Regions from separate parts of the Homo sapiens genome. Here region 2 is linked to region 1. A link is an interaction called in ENCODE POLR2A ChIA-PET data of the cell type or tissue named here. Cell type or tissue: Panc1. All regions are shown on one strand. Each heading gives the region's core, and the rest is flanking DNA. Links, peaks and the distances in the headings are about the cores only.

Region 1 (7,540 bases), core at 960-5,959:
CACGCCTATAATCCCAGCACTTTGGGAGGCCAGGGCAGGTGGATAACTTGAGGTCAGGAGTTCGAGACAAGACTGGCCAACATGGTGAAACTCTGTCTCTATTAAAAATACAAAAGTTAGCTGGGCGTGGTGCCGAGCGCCTGTAATTCCAGCTACTCAGGAGGCTGAGGCAGGAGAATCGCTTGAACCCAGGAGGTGGAGGTTGTAGTGAGCCGAGATCGTGCCATTGCACCCCAGCCTGGGTGACAGAGTGAGACTCAGTCTCAAAAAAAAAAAAAAAAGAAAGAAAATCCTAGTCATCATGTCATTTATTCCATAAATATTGTATATATCTCAGCTGGGCGCAGTGGCTCACGCCTGTAATCCCAACACTTTTGGAGGCCGAGGCAGGTGGATCACTTGAGGTAGATCAGCCTGGCCAACATGGTGAAACCTTGTCTCTACTAAAAATAACCAAAAATTAGTTGGGCATGGTGGCAGGCTGTTACAACCCCAGCTACTCGGGAGGCTGTGGCAGGAAAATCTCTTGAACCCAGGAGGTGGAGGTTGCAGTGAGCTGAGATCATGCCACTGCACTCCAGCCTGGGCAACAACAGAGCAAGACTCCATCTCAAAAAAAAATTTTTTTAAATGTATCTCAAAGAGATACTTTTTAATGTAGCCATAATGCCATTATCTTACCTAAAGAAGTAATTCTTTATTATCCAATAAGTATTATAATTCCTCTAATTGTCCCATAAGTGTCTTTTTATAGTTAACTTGTTCAAATCAAGGTGCCAATAAAATCCTATGTGAGTTCTTATTCCCTCTTTCATTTTTTCTATATCAGTGTATTGGTTGAAGAAAACTGGGTCACTTGTCCTGTAAGATTTGCCACATTCTGTACTTGGCCACCTGCATCTTTGTGTTGATGTTTAACATGTTACTCATTATCCTTTATGTTTCCTGTCAGGTGGCTAAGCTCTATAGCCGTGTTGTTCACTATGGCAGCCACCAGCCACATGTGGCAATTGAGCACTTGAAATGTGGCTGGTCTGAATTAAGATATGCTCTAAGTGTAAAATACACACTGGATTTTGATTACCAAAAAAGCTTGTAGAATATCTCATTTATTTTTTTCATATTGACTACATGCTGAAATAATATTTTGGATATATTGAGTTAAATAAAATATATAATTAACATTAATTTTATCTGTTTCTTTTTCTTTTTTAAAAAAAGATATGACTATTAGAAATTTAGAATTACATATGTGTTTTGCATTTGTGGCTCATGTATTATTTCTGTTGGGACAGTCCTGAATTAGAGATGTGATCAGATTTAGGTTCTATATTTTTTGGCAAAAACAATTCATAGGTAGTTCTTAGATTTTCTGTAGCAATACATTAGGAGATAGAGAATGTCTAGTTGTCTCTCTTTGTGATTTTAAGATTGAAAAGAGATTCAAGTGTTGTCAGCCTAATTTCTCTATTATAAAGTTTCCTTTCAGCCTTTATTTTTTATTTTATTTTATTTATTTTTACTTTTCTTTCCCCTTAGTCTCTGTTAAGGACATGCCATTCAGCCGTTTTTAACCTAAGAATTTTATCAGCCATTGAAGAATCTCATCTATATCTATTATTTTATTAAGAGTTCCAGAATGGTGATATTCTAATTCTAATATTCCTTCTGTATGTATTAGCTGAAAAGAATAATTTTCCCTCAACTATCTGATTTTCCTGACATACAGTTTGTAGTGGAAGCAAGATGATTCTTTAATTTATTCACCACTTTTCAGAATGAGTTGGAGTTCATGTTACCTAAACATAATATGAGTTTGTTTTATTGTTGTTGTTTACCTTTTTTTCTATTATTATAAACTGAAATCATTATATCTTTTTTTGCTGCTTAAATTCAACATATTTAGCCAATAGGAGCTGTTTCAAGAATGTTCCTGTGTCTTTTTGGTACAACCCTACTCGTTCTTGATAGCTTCCTGGCTTTCTGATATGACAAGAGCCTATGTTCTAGGCTCATTTTATACATTTCCCTCTCCAGACCTCGAATCAGCCATTTCTTCAATGAGTCTTGGTTTCTTTTTCTTTCTTTTTCTTTCTTTTTTTTTTTTTTTTCTGAGATGGAGTCTCACACTGTTGCCCAGGCAGGAGTACAGTGGCACAATCTTGGCTCACTGCAACCTCTGCCTGCTAGGTTCAAGCGATTCTCCTGCCTCAGCCTCCCGAGTAGCTGGGATTACAGGCACCTGCCACCACAACCAGCTAATTTTTTGTATTTTTAGTAGAGACCCGGTTTCACCATGTTGGCCATGCTGGTCTTGAACTCCTAACCTCGTGATTCGCCTGCTTCGGCCTTCCAAAGTGCTGGGATTACAGGCATGAGCCACCGCGCCTGGTTGAGCCTTGGTTTTTTTGAGACGGAAATGGTGTTTAGAGACTTCAGTCTGTGTATTAGGGGTGCTTATCACTACTGTGTTAGCCCTTGCTTCTGGGCCTTTTCTGTGGACAGAGCTAATAAATAAGGTGTTATTTTTTGTTTTGAAAAGGAAAAATATATGTGGTATATGTGGGATTTATAGTAATAAATTAGTTTAAGATTGCAGGCCAGGCCCAGTGGCTCACACATATAATCCCAGCACTTTGGGAGGTTAAGGTGGACAGATCACTCGAGCCCAGGAGTTTGAGACCAGCTTGAGCAACATAATGAGACCCTGTCTCTGCAAAAAACTTAAAAATTAGCTGGGCGTGGTGGCACACGCCTGTAGTCACAGCTACTTGGGAGGCTGAGGTGGGAGGATTGCTTGAGCCCAGGAGGTTGAGGCTGCAGTGAGCCATGATTGTACCACTGCACTCCAGCCTAGGCAACAAAGCAAGACCCTGTCTCAAAAAATAAACTGTCTCGTCTGAAGAAAGCCAATGAATAATAATATTAAAAAAATAAATAAAATTAAAATTACACAGTTTTTATTTAATTTATTTAAATGTTTATTTGTCTCTTTTTTCTGTTATGCTAGAAATCTTAGTTCCTAGCAACATTTATTTGCTCTACTTTAATATATATGTATTTCAAAATAATGCTAATATTATTTATAATATGATTAATTCAGTTCAAGATTTTTATCGCAGTTTTCTTTTTAATTGGGTTGTATCCCACTAAGGATGTACAGTCATAATATTATGCTGTCAAATCACCTGAAATAATTCTTCTCTGTGTGTTTAAGCCTGCCAATTTCATAGTGTTAGGTTCATTTGTTTGGTTTTGGTTTTACGAATTGCCTTATTTATTTTGATTTAACCTTATTTTGTAATTATTTTAAAACATTTAGGCCAGGAGCTGTGGCTCACACCTGTAATCCCAGCATTTTGGGAGGCCAAGGAAGGAGGATCACTTGAGCCCAGGAGTTCAGGACCAGCCTGGGCATCACAGGGAGACCCCTGTCTTTACAAAACATTTACAAATTAGCTGGGTGTGGTGGTGCGCACCTGTAACCCAAGCTACTTGGGAGGCTGAGGTGAGAGGATCACTTGAGTCCAGGTATTCAAGGCAGCAGTGAGCTGTGATTGTGCTACTGCACTCCAGCCTGAGATACAAAGTGAGACCCCATCTCTTAAACAAACAGCAAAAAGCAAAAAAAATTATGTGGTTTTAAAGTAAAAATTGTAAAATAAGCCACATTCAAAGAAGTATAGTTTCCATCCCTGTACTCTCAACCTTGTTACCTTCCTCCCCTTGTAAAATCATTTTTCTGTCTATATATATGTTTGCACTCACCCCTTTTCTTAGAAAAAATGCTAACATACTCTCAACACTATTTTGCACTTCGCTTTTGTCACTTAACGGCATCCTCAAGATCACTGCATGACTGTACATAGAGCTCTTCCTCATTCCTTTTTCCAGTTGTATATGCTGCCTTGTGCTGCTCCACATTATTTACTTATTTTTTATCAGAACTGAAGTCTCCAGGTAGGTACATTCTTTCCAGACTTCATGAGGGGTAAGTTGGGAGGGTGAGAGAGGGAGCCAAACTTTTTTTATTTAAAAAAAGAAAAAAAGCTTGTAGGGATTGGTGGCCACGCTTGAATTTGAGTCTGTGAGGAACAGGGTTTGATTACTTGTTCGTTCTCAGTGGAGAATCTTCTCAGTGCTAAAGTTGGGGAATACTGGATAGATTTTTAATAAAAGAGGAAATTTCCTCACACCTGTTTATACCCTGCAGCTTCTTGGATAGAGGTAGGGCAGTTGCGGGCATCTGTGGCTGCTGCTAAGAACAGCCATAGCACACTCTGGAGGCAAACTACCTATTCTTGGTGGCAATTCCAAGGGATTGCTTCCACCTTCTTCCCTCTTTTTTTTTTTTTTCTCTTGAGACGGAGTCTCGCTCTGTCACCCAGGCTGGAGTACAGTGGCATGATCTCAGCTCACTGCAACCTCTACTTCCCAGGTTCAAGCTTTTCTCCTTTCTCAGCCTCCTGAGTAACTGGGATTACAGGCATGTGCCACCATGCCCGGCTAATTTTTTTTTTTTTGTATTTTTAGTAGAGACAGGGTTTCACCATGTTGGCCAAGCTGGTCTCGATCTCCTGAGCTCAAATAATCTGCCCGCCTCAGCCTCCCAAAGTGCTGGGATTACAGGCATGAGCCACTGCACCCAGCTCCTTTTCTTTTCTTTTACTATCTTTTAGCCTAGATGCATCACTCAGAAATAGAAGGTCTCTCCTCCCTCATCTTGCCCCCCACGACCCCCACCACTGTTTCTGATGGGAGTGTTTCCCCTGGAGGTCCACATATCCAGATCTCTGCTGTCCTTATCATGTCCAATGAGCGCTTCTCACTGAGGGAGTACAGCCATGAGCAAGGAACATTCCTTTGCCTTTGGGCCACAGACCCTGCTGTTTTTAAATGAAGGGTCGTTTTTAATTGTGTGTGGTCAAAGTGCTGGCTGTAATCCCAGCACTCCAGGAGGCTGAGGCAGGAGGATCATTTGAGGCCAGGAGTTTGAGACCAGCCTGGGCAACAATATACAGAGACCCCCATCTCTACAAAAAAAAAAAAAAATTAAGAAAAAAATAAATAAAACGAGGGGGTAGGCCTAGGTGATTTCTCAGTTTCCTTCTAGCTCTGGCTCTAGAATTTCTCCTACCCCATTCAGATAGTTTATATCTGAATCTATGCTTGACTCTACGCCAACGGGTGTGCATGTGTGAGCAGGGAGTGGGGAAGTGGATATAGATATTTTGTCTGTTTAAGTGCATCAACAGTTGGGAAGAATGTGAGGAGAGAAAGGGAGCCAGCAAGCCAGAACTACCACCACATGAGCTTGAACTCTGGGACTTGAGGGTAGGTCCCAGCGTCTGTCTGTTCCCCGCCGTCAACTCAGGGGCAGTCCTAGGATCCCAGCCTCTAAGCTGGGAGGCCTTCAGCTAGGCAGCACAGGATGGTGTTTCCCAATCTAGCTTGGTTTCTCTTGTTGAATGGAAACTACAGGCCATTTTGACTTCCTTTTGGAGGATTGTCTGAGTGTGGTTTATTGAAGAAAAACAAGCTTCCTGTGGAGGCGGCATCAGGTCTGTTACTCTCCCTTTGCACTTGATACTTGATGTGCTTGTTCTCCCACTTTGCAGCTGAAGGAATGTATCCGAGCACTGGATCAGGAACACACCCATACTCCCTTCAGGCAAAGCAAACTAACTCAGGTAAAGTTAAATGTGAGCCTTGAGTTTGTTCTGATTCATTCCTTTCTTCCTTATTTCATGTATTTGTTCATTCAGTCGAGCATCCACTGTCAGTAAGACATGATGCTGGGCACAGTGGGGAAAAGAGAAGGAGAGGAGTGAAATTCCATCCAGGAACTCTGTCTACAAGTTGAGTATCATTAATCTAAAAATCTGAAATCTGAAATGCTTCAAAAATCAAAACTTTTTGTTGTTGTTTTTGAGACAGGGTCTTACTCTGTCACCCAGGCTAGAGTGCAGTGGTGTGATCTTGGCTTACTGTGGCCTCTGCCTCCCAGGCTCAAGCAATCCTCCCACCTCAGCCTCCCAGGTAGCTGGGACTACAGGCATATGCCATCATGCCTGGCCATATATATATATATATATATATATATATATATATATATTTTTTTTTTTTTTTTTTTTTTTTTTTTTTTTGGTAGAGACAGGGTTTCACCATGTTGCCTAGGCTGGCCTCGAACTCCTGAGCTCAAACGATCCGCCTGCCTCAGCCTTCCAAAGTACTGGGATTACAGGCATAAGCCACCATGCCTGGCCAAAATTAAAAACTTTTTGAGTGCCATTATGCTCAAAGGATTTCAGATTTTTGGGTTAGGGATGTGCAACCAGAAGGATAATGCAAATATTCCAAAATCTGAAAAAAAATCTGAAATCCAAAACAACTTTTCTTCCCAAGCGTTTCGGAGAAGGGATACTCAGCCTGTCATAGGACTTTAGGAAGGGGCAGACTCAGGCAGGGATATCTTCAGGATGGGGTGGCAGGGGTTCCTTGGGGAGAGCAGTGCTGTTCTGGTCACCACCTTTCTGTTTATTTCCAGTGTATGGTAACTCTGGGCAGGGCACAGTGGCTCATGCCTGTAATCCCAGCACTTTGGGAAGCTGAGGCAATTGGATCACTTGAGCCCAGGAGTTCCAGACCAGCCCAAACAACCTTTCTATAAAAAATTTAAAAATTAACTGGGTGTGGTGGCTCGTGCCTGTGGGCCCATGGTCCCAGCTACTTGGGAGGCTGAGGCGGGAGGATTACTCGAGCCCTGGAGGTTGAGGCTGCAGTGAATTGTGAGCACGCCACTGCACTCCAGCCTGGGCGACAAAAAGAGACCTCATCTTAAAAAAGAAAAGAAAATGTTGAATTAGTGAAATCTCTAAGCCTTTGCATTGAATAGGGTGACGTAGCTACCTGATACTTTCTTGGCTCTAAGACTTAGACCACTGTTTCGGCACAAAAAAATAATGGCTTCAGGCAGTTAAAATGAATGAGCTAGATTTTCTATATGTACTGATAGGAAAGATGACCAAGATCTATTGTGATGTGAAAAAAGCAAGCTGTAGAACAAGGTAATAATGTGATTGCCTATATGATTTCTACTATTACGCAGCCACACAGGGAAAAACGTTTAAAAAGATGCAGAAGAAACAGCATTGGATCTATTTGGAAGTAACAATGGGAGTAAAGGTGAAACTGCAACTTTTCATGTTAAAAGATCATGTACTGTATGACCACTTTCTGTTTTTATCATTTTTAAAATGTGCGACATGGAAAAAAACACTACACAAAAAAATGACATAAATGTTAACTATGATTATTCTTAGTGGAACAAATAGGGTTTTTGTTTTGTTTTGTTTTTCTGTCATGAAAGTGTGCCTCTTTATTAACAAAAAACTCCAGTAGATGTTAAATCAGCATTCATAATGGCTGCGGAAGAGTGGCATGGGAGGGTGTACCTAGGTATAAACAGCTGTGAAGACAGTTGTGGGTGTCCTGGGTTCTTTTTCGCCTTGTGTCCTGTGCACAGTGGAAGACAGACAAG
Region 2 (7,540 bases), core at 1,298-6,297, 110 kb after region 1:
TAAATAAATAAATAAATAAATAAATAAATAAATAAATGAGTCCTGGCCCAGGTTCAGTTCACAGGGAATCTACTGTGCACACAGACACACCCAGTGGTTATGTCCCTGGTTGCCAAATACATGAATAAAATCAACATACTTGGCTGTTAAAAGAACTAACACATTGGCCCTATGACCTGTGAGGTAAGTGCTAACGTCATGAGAAAGACCAAATAGAAGCCTCTGAAACTTCTCCCTACCCCAGCAAGATAGCAATCAAAAACAAGATTGCATCTTATGGGTAGTGAAAGAGATCAATGGTACTCTTAATGATTTAAGAGATGCAGAGGTAAGGCCAAGGCAGGCGGATCACAAGGTCAGGAGATTGAGACCATCCTGGCTAACACGGTGAAACCCCGTCTCTAATAAAAATACGAAAAAAAAAAATTAGCTATGCGTGGTGGCGGGCGCCTATAGTCCCAGCTACTCTGGAGGCTGAGGCAGGAGAATGGTGTGAACCTGGGAGGCGGAGCTTGCAGTGAGCCGAGTTGGCGCCACAGCACTCCAGCCTGGGCAACAGAGCGAGACTCCATCTCAAAAAAAAAAAAAAAAAAAAAAAAAAAGATGCAGAGGTAATAGTCCCTATCATAATTTCTTTTGGTTCAACAGAATCCTAGATAGATTCTGGAGGATGTCCAGTAGACTATGACACACTCAAAAAAGTAGTAGCTGCAATTGCAGGTGCCAGATTTAGTATCTTTGCTAAAGCAGATTAACGTTACCTCAAATACATGGTATGTGTGATATGTGACCATTAATCTGGTAAAGGCATTCTTTTCCATCTCTAAAGGAGGATCAGAAACAGTTAACTGTCACTTGGAATGGACAGTAGCATACATATATAGTCTTGGCCCAGAGCTATGTTAATTTCATGCCCACTATTATAATATATTCTGAGGCTGTGTGTGGCTCATGCTTGTAATCTCAGCAATTTGGGAGGCCGAGGCAGGAGGATCACTTGAGCCCAGGAATTCAAGGCCAGCCTGGACAACATGGCAAAACCCTGTCACTACAAAAAAAAAAAAAAATTAAAAATTAGCCAGGCATGGTGGTATGGGCCCAGCTACTTGGAGGCTACTTGGGAGTCCATAGCTAGCTACTAGGGAGGCTGAGGTAGGAGAATCACCTGAGCCCAGGAAGTCAAGGTTGCTGTGAGCTATGATCATGCCACTGTACTCTAGCCTGGTTAACAGAGCAAGACCCTGTCTCAAAATTGGTAGATAGATAGATAGATAGATAGATAGATAGATAGATAGATAGATAGGGTTTCACCATGTTGGTCTGGCTGGTCTTGAACTCCTGATCTCACCTGCCCTGCCTCGGCCTCTATTTAAAAAAAAAAAAAATAGTGATGGGGTCTCGCTCTCTTGCCTAGGCTGGTCTTGAACTCCTGGACTCAAGCGATTCCTTCCCACCTCGGCCTCCCCAAATGCTGGGATTACAGGCATGAGCCACTGTGCCTGGCCTAGAGAATATATATATATTCTGAAGGGACTTTAATCATCTGGATACACCACAGAACATCACATTGTTGCCGGTATGGAGGACAGAAAAGTAATCAGACTGGATGTGTAAAAAATGGCAAATTCATTGGAAGTCTTTTAAAGATATATGTGCTTTCAAATGTGGGAGATCAACTTTATGAAGGCTCAAAGGTCCACCACAACAGTTAAGTTTTTTTTTTTTTTGTCTGTTTTGGTTTTTTCGAGACAGAGTCTCACTCTGTCGCCCAGGCTGGAGTGGAGTGGGGCCATCTCGGCTCACTGCAACCTCTGCCTCCCGGGTTCAAGCGATTCTCCTGCCTCAGCTTCCCAAGTAGCTGGGATTACAGGAGTGCACCATGCCTGGCTAATTTTTGTGTTTTTAGTAGAGACAGGGTTTCATCATGTTGGCCAGGCTGGTCTTGAACTCCTGACCTCAGGTGATCCACCCGCCTCGGCCTCCCAAAGTGCTGGGATTACAGGTGTGAGCCACCGCGCCCGGCTAACAGTTAAGTTTTGGGTAGTCTAGTAGTTTGGGAAATGCTGGGACATTCCCTTCAAAGTAAAAGACAAATTACAATATTGCATCTCTCATTCCCCACACTCTCAACTAAGGTGTCTTTGTTCTGGAGGCAGAGTATTAGTCCTTACTTGGGAATATCACTCTAATCCATATACTGGGTGACACAAAAGGCTGCCAGCTTCGAGTGGGTCCAGGATAAGTGACGTGCTCAGCAGCAGCTCCAGGCTGGGATGCAAATGGTCCTACTGTTTGAACCATAGAACCCAGCAGAACCTATGGTGGTGGCTGCTATAGTCTGAATGTTTGTGTCCCTACAAAATTTACATTGAAACTTAATCTCCAGGGAGTGGGGCCTTTAGGAGATAATTAAGTCATGAGGTCTCCTCCCTCATAAATGGGATTAAGACCCTTATAAAAGAAGCTTCACAGTGTTCAGTCCTTTTTGCCCTTCCTCCTTTCACCATGTGAGGACATAGCAAGAGGCATCATCTTGGAATCAGACAGCAACCCTCACCAGACACCAGACACGCTGGCTCCATGATCTTGGACCTCCCAGCTTCCAGAACTGTGGGAAATAAATTTCTGTTCTTTATAAATTACCCAATCTCAGGTATTTTATTAAAGCAGAACAAACACACTAAGACAGTGGCAAAAGGCATCATGTGGAGTTTCTGACAAGCTCCGATAAGAGAATCACAACCTAGACCCCTAGGGTTCCACAGTAAGGCTATGATATCTGCAGCAGATAATTACAAATTTTTTAAAAAATGAGGCTGGGCGAGGTGGCTCACGTCTGTAATCCTAACACTTTGGGAGGTTGAGGCAGGGCAGGTGGATCATTTGAGATCAGGAGTTCAAGACCAGCCTGACCAACATGGTGAAACCCCATCTCTACTACAAATACAAAAATTAGCCAGGCGTGGTGGCGTGTACATGTAATTCCAGCTACTCAGGAGGCTGAGGCATGAGAATTGCTTGAACCTGGGAGGTGGAGGTTGCAGTGAGCTGAGATTGCTCCCCTGCACTCCAGCCTGGGTGACAGAGTGAGGCTCTGTCTCAAAAAATAAAATAATCAGCATCTGACCATGGCAAAGATGAAGTGCCTGACTGTAGGACATCAACCACATGGACAATACAATCCTTCATAAATTCTGTTTCTCAGGCCGGTGTGGTGGCTCAAACCTGTAATCCCAGCACTTTGGGAGACCCAGGCGGGTGGATTGCTTAAGACTAGGAGTTCAAGACCAGCCTGGCCAACATGGTGAAACCCCATCTCTATTAAAAATACAAAAAATTAGCCGGGCGTGGTGGCACATGCCTGTAATTCCAGGTACTTGGGAGGCTGAGGCACGAGAATCGCTTGAACCTGGGAGGTGAAGGTTGCAGTGAGCCAAGATTGCACCATTGCACTCCAGCCTGGGCAACAGAGTGAGATTCTGTCTCAAAAAAAAAAAAAAGTTTTGTTTCTCAGACTCACCACATCATAAGGTGGATGGGCCAGCAGCAATCTGTCGCAATGCAGAAGTGGTACATTCAGGAGCAGACACAAATACAGCTAAAGTGTATAAGCTGCAGGTGGCACGAGCCCCCAGTCATCTACTGCTCTTACCTTAGCACCTCTTAGCTTATATCTATTGCCATATATGCTCTTGTGGCCAGCTAACAGAGGAGGTTGGCTCGGTGGGTGAGAAAACGCAAGCAGAAAATAGGACATAGTGAGGACCCTGAAAGACAAGGTGTTAAGAAGCAATCCTCCTAACTGGGAAGCTTTGGCAAATGCACCATCTAATTTTGGTGAATAAAAGTAGCCTGAGGTTAGGATATATTCAGAATCATGGATAGTGGTGAGTGACTGGTTGGTTGGTTAGAGGCCTTGAATGAGAAAGACTGGAAACATTGGGAATAAGGAGATCTAAGGACAAAGAATTCCAAGTGAACATATAGGAAGGGGCATGAGTATGAAGATCTTTGTATCACATGTGTATTTGTTTGCTAGGGTTGCCATAACAAAATACTATAGACTGGATGGATTAAACAATGTAAATCTATTTTCTCACAGTTCTGGAGGCCAGAAGTCCAAGGTCAAGGTGTCAGGAGGTTTGGTTTCTTCTCAGGCCTCTCTCCTTAGCTTTCGCCTTCTCACTGTATCCTCAACTCTATGCCTTTTCTCTGTGCACTCACGTCTCTGGTATCTCTGTGTGTCCAGATTTCTTCCTTATAAGGCCTCCAGTCAGATTGCATTAGGATCTTTAATCACCTACTTAAAGGCCCTTTCTCCAAATACAGTCACATTCTGAGGTAAGTGGGGTGGTTAGGACTTCAACATAAGAACTTGGAGGGGCGGGGCACAATTCAGTTCGTAACAACATGTTAAGGCATACCAGAGAGAATGCACCACATAAGAGGCACTGAACAGCCAAGTAAACAAAATGACTCAGCTAGTTGATGATAGCCTGTGTCATTAACCCCCCCAGAGCAGGCACAGTGCGCACATGAACAAAGTAGCCATACTGGCAGGAATGCAGGCTTTTTGTAGGTCCAGGGCCATGAATTCCCATTCACCACAGCTTCCCCATTTCTCCAAATTGCGTGTCAAACAGATTTCTTTACACTGGAACCAAAGTGTATGAAGGTAGCTGTTTTGCTGTATTCTTGCCGACATTTAAAATTTTTTTGATTTTGCTAAAAAAAAAAAAAGAGAGAGAGAGACAGAGTCTTGCTCTGTCGCTGAGGCTGGTGTGTACTGGCCCAATCATAACTTTCTGCAGCCTCAAATTCTGGGACTTAAGTGATCCTTCTGCCTCAGCCTCCAGAGTAGCTGTGACTACAGGCATGCACCACCATGCCCAGCTAATTTTTTAGTTTTTTGTAGAGACAGGGATCTTGCTATGTTGCCCAGGCTGGCCTCAAACTCCTGAATTCAAGTGATCCTCCCACCTTGACCTCCCAAAGCACAGGGTTACAAGCGTGAGCCATCCTACCAAGCCAATGAATGGTTTTTCATTGGATTTTAATTTGTATTTCCTTATGCTGTATATTTCTTGTGTTTATTGACCATTTGTGAATTGCTTGTTATTATCCTCTGCCCATTTTACCACTGGGTTGTTTCCTTTTTTCTTATATATTTGAAGGAGCTGGCATATTCCATACATTATCCTTCTGTTAAATGTATTTAAAAAGATCTCTCCTTGCCATTTACCTTTTAAGTCTTATGGTGTCCACCTTCATTTTTTCCCCCTTTCTTTACTCCAACCCAATTAAATTAATTATTAAAAGTTTTTCAAAAATGAAATCCTAAGTTCCTCTAATAGTTGGTACTGGACTTGCCCTCTGGTGATAAAGAATGAGAAAAGTAGACAAATTTATATGAAATACCTATTCTCAGACACTGGACAAGGAGTACAGGACTCTGTTCCCTGAGAGAAGAAAAAAGCAAGTAAGATGAGCCTAAAAACACTTTGGCTTTCTGCCTGTAGACAGTTTCTAGGCTTCTGCTCAGGGTGAGGAAATCCAAGCAGAACATAGCAGTGTTCATGGGGTGAGGAAGCAGAGATCAAGTTTGAGGAAACTAAGGCAGCTGGGATTTTGGGGGCAATTTTGCCAGAGAAGAGCTATATGAAAAAGAGGATCAGAAATGTATTGTGGTCCCACTGAGTCTGATGCCGAACACTAAGCCACATGTAAATAGAGTGAAATTCCATAACGCTGGTCAACATGCTTGTCAAAGATAAACAAATAAACTAGTTACAGTGGTAAGGACACCTATTCATCAGTAATATTCCTTTGCAATAGGGAAGAGGGTGCAGTATGAACTAAACTCAGCTTCCATTTTTAGAGGTAACTAGGCCTTATAAAGAGAGAAAGACATATGATGTTAGTTGTGGGCTTAAAAAAAACATTTAGGCCAGGTGGGGTGGCACACACCTGTAATCCCAGCATTTTGGGAGGCCAAGGCAGGTGGATCACCTGAGGTCAGGAGTTCGAGACCACCATGGCCAACATGGTGAAACCCCATCTCTACTAAAAATACAAAAATTTAGCCAGGCATGGTGGCGGGTGCCTGTAATCCCAGCTACTCAGGAGACTAAGGCAGGAGAATCGCCTGAACCTGGGAGGCAGAGGTTGCAGTGAGCCGAGATCGTGCCATTGCACTCCAGCGTGGGCAACAAGAGTGAAACTCCGTCTCAAAAAAATAAATAAATAAAAATAATCGGTTTGCCGGGCATGGTGGCTCACGCCTGTAATCCCAGCACTTTGGGAGACCGAGGCAGGTGGATCACAAGGTCAGCAGATCAAGACCCGCCTGGCCAACATAGTGAAACCCCATCTCTACTAAAAATACAAAAATTTACCTGGGCATGGTGGTAGGCACCTGTAATCCCAGCTACTCAGGAGGCTGAGGCAGAAGAATTGCTTGAACCCGCGAGGTGGAGGTTGCAGTGAGCTGCGATTGCGCCACTGCACTCCAGCCTGGGTGACAGTGCCAGACTCCGTCTCAAAAAAAAAAAAAAAAAATTGGTCAGGCGCGGTGGCTCATGCCTGTAATCCCAGCACTTTGGGAGGGTGAGGTGGGTGGATCGTTTGAGGTCAGGAGTTCAAGACTAGCTGGCCAACGTGGCAAAACCCCATCTCTACTGAAAATACAAAAATTAGCTTGGCGTGGTACACCCAGCTACTCAGGAGGCTGAGGCAGGAAAATCACTTGAACCCGGGAGGCGGAGGTTGCAGTGAGCCAAGATCACGCCACTGCACTCCAGCCTGGGTGACACAGGAAGACTCTGTCTCAAAAATAATAATAATAATAAATTAAAAAATAAAGACAAAGACTGAGTTGTGGGATAGAACAGAGGGCGCTGAGTCAGGAAAAATTACAAAGGGTTGGTTGGTGTAAATGCCAATTAGGCCACCTTTGTCTGTTAATTGGCAATTAACGAGTTAGAATTCTATCCTCCCAGAGAGACTAGGGGACAGAGGCCCTATCCTTTCCAATGATTACATTTCAATGGAATAGCTTTCAGGTCCTTGAGAAAGACACTCCTAAATTATGGGAGATACATATATCTTTCAAAGGCACAGAGGAAGGATCCACAATTCTAAGCCCTTTTAAGTAAATGCTCTAAGAAATGGTGGTCAGGAACCTATCTGTAGGTGCTGCTTTTTTAGCTTCCTTGGGCAGACACTTTAAGCCAGCAGGTGGGGCTAGGCTAAGGTCATCCTAGGAATGCAGACATCAGGTATTAGAGATTATGTTAGTGTGTATTTAAGTCTTTTAAAAATGGGGGGGAATTTTTTTGTTTGTGGTCCTTTTTTTTTTTTTTTTAAGACGGAGTTTTGCTCTTGTTGCCCAGGCTGAAGTGCAATGGCACAATCTTGGCTCACTGCAACCTCTGCCTCCTGGGTTCAAGTGATTCTCCTGCCTCAGCCTCCCAAGTAGCTGGGATTACAGGCATGTGCCACCACGTCCAGCTAATTTTGTATTTTTAGTAGAGATGGGGTT

Evidence for each region. Peaks named below come from ENCODE experiments on the same cell type or tissue, not always from the same donor. Only the 100,000 strongest peaks of a DNase experiment are listed, where the experiment ranks them.
Region 2: POLR2A ChIA-PET joins it to region 1 with 6 read pairs; 6 of 35 experiments call an interaction of 5 or more read pairs at or near these places.

What each region holds. Positions count from the first base shown.
Region 1 is chr9:34,261,251-34,268,790 of GRCh38, reverse strand. It overlaps KIF24 (kinesin family member 24), which reads left to right. Exons shown (of 13, transcript NM_194313.4): 9 at 5,619-5,690. Among named protein-coding and RNA genes, the nearest start is that of KIF24, 64 kb to the left of the region's middle. In Panc1, for the core only: no CTCF peak of the experiment used is centred there; no DNase peak of the experiment used is centred there.
Region 2 is chr9:34,155,485-34,163,024 of GRCh38, reverse strand. No RefSeq gene overlaps it. Among named protein-coding and RNA genes, the nearest start is that of UBAP1, 20 kb to the left of the region's middle. In Panc1, for the core only: no CTCF peak of the experiment used is centred there; a DNase peak (open chromatin) is centred at 4,403.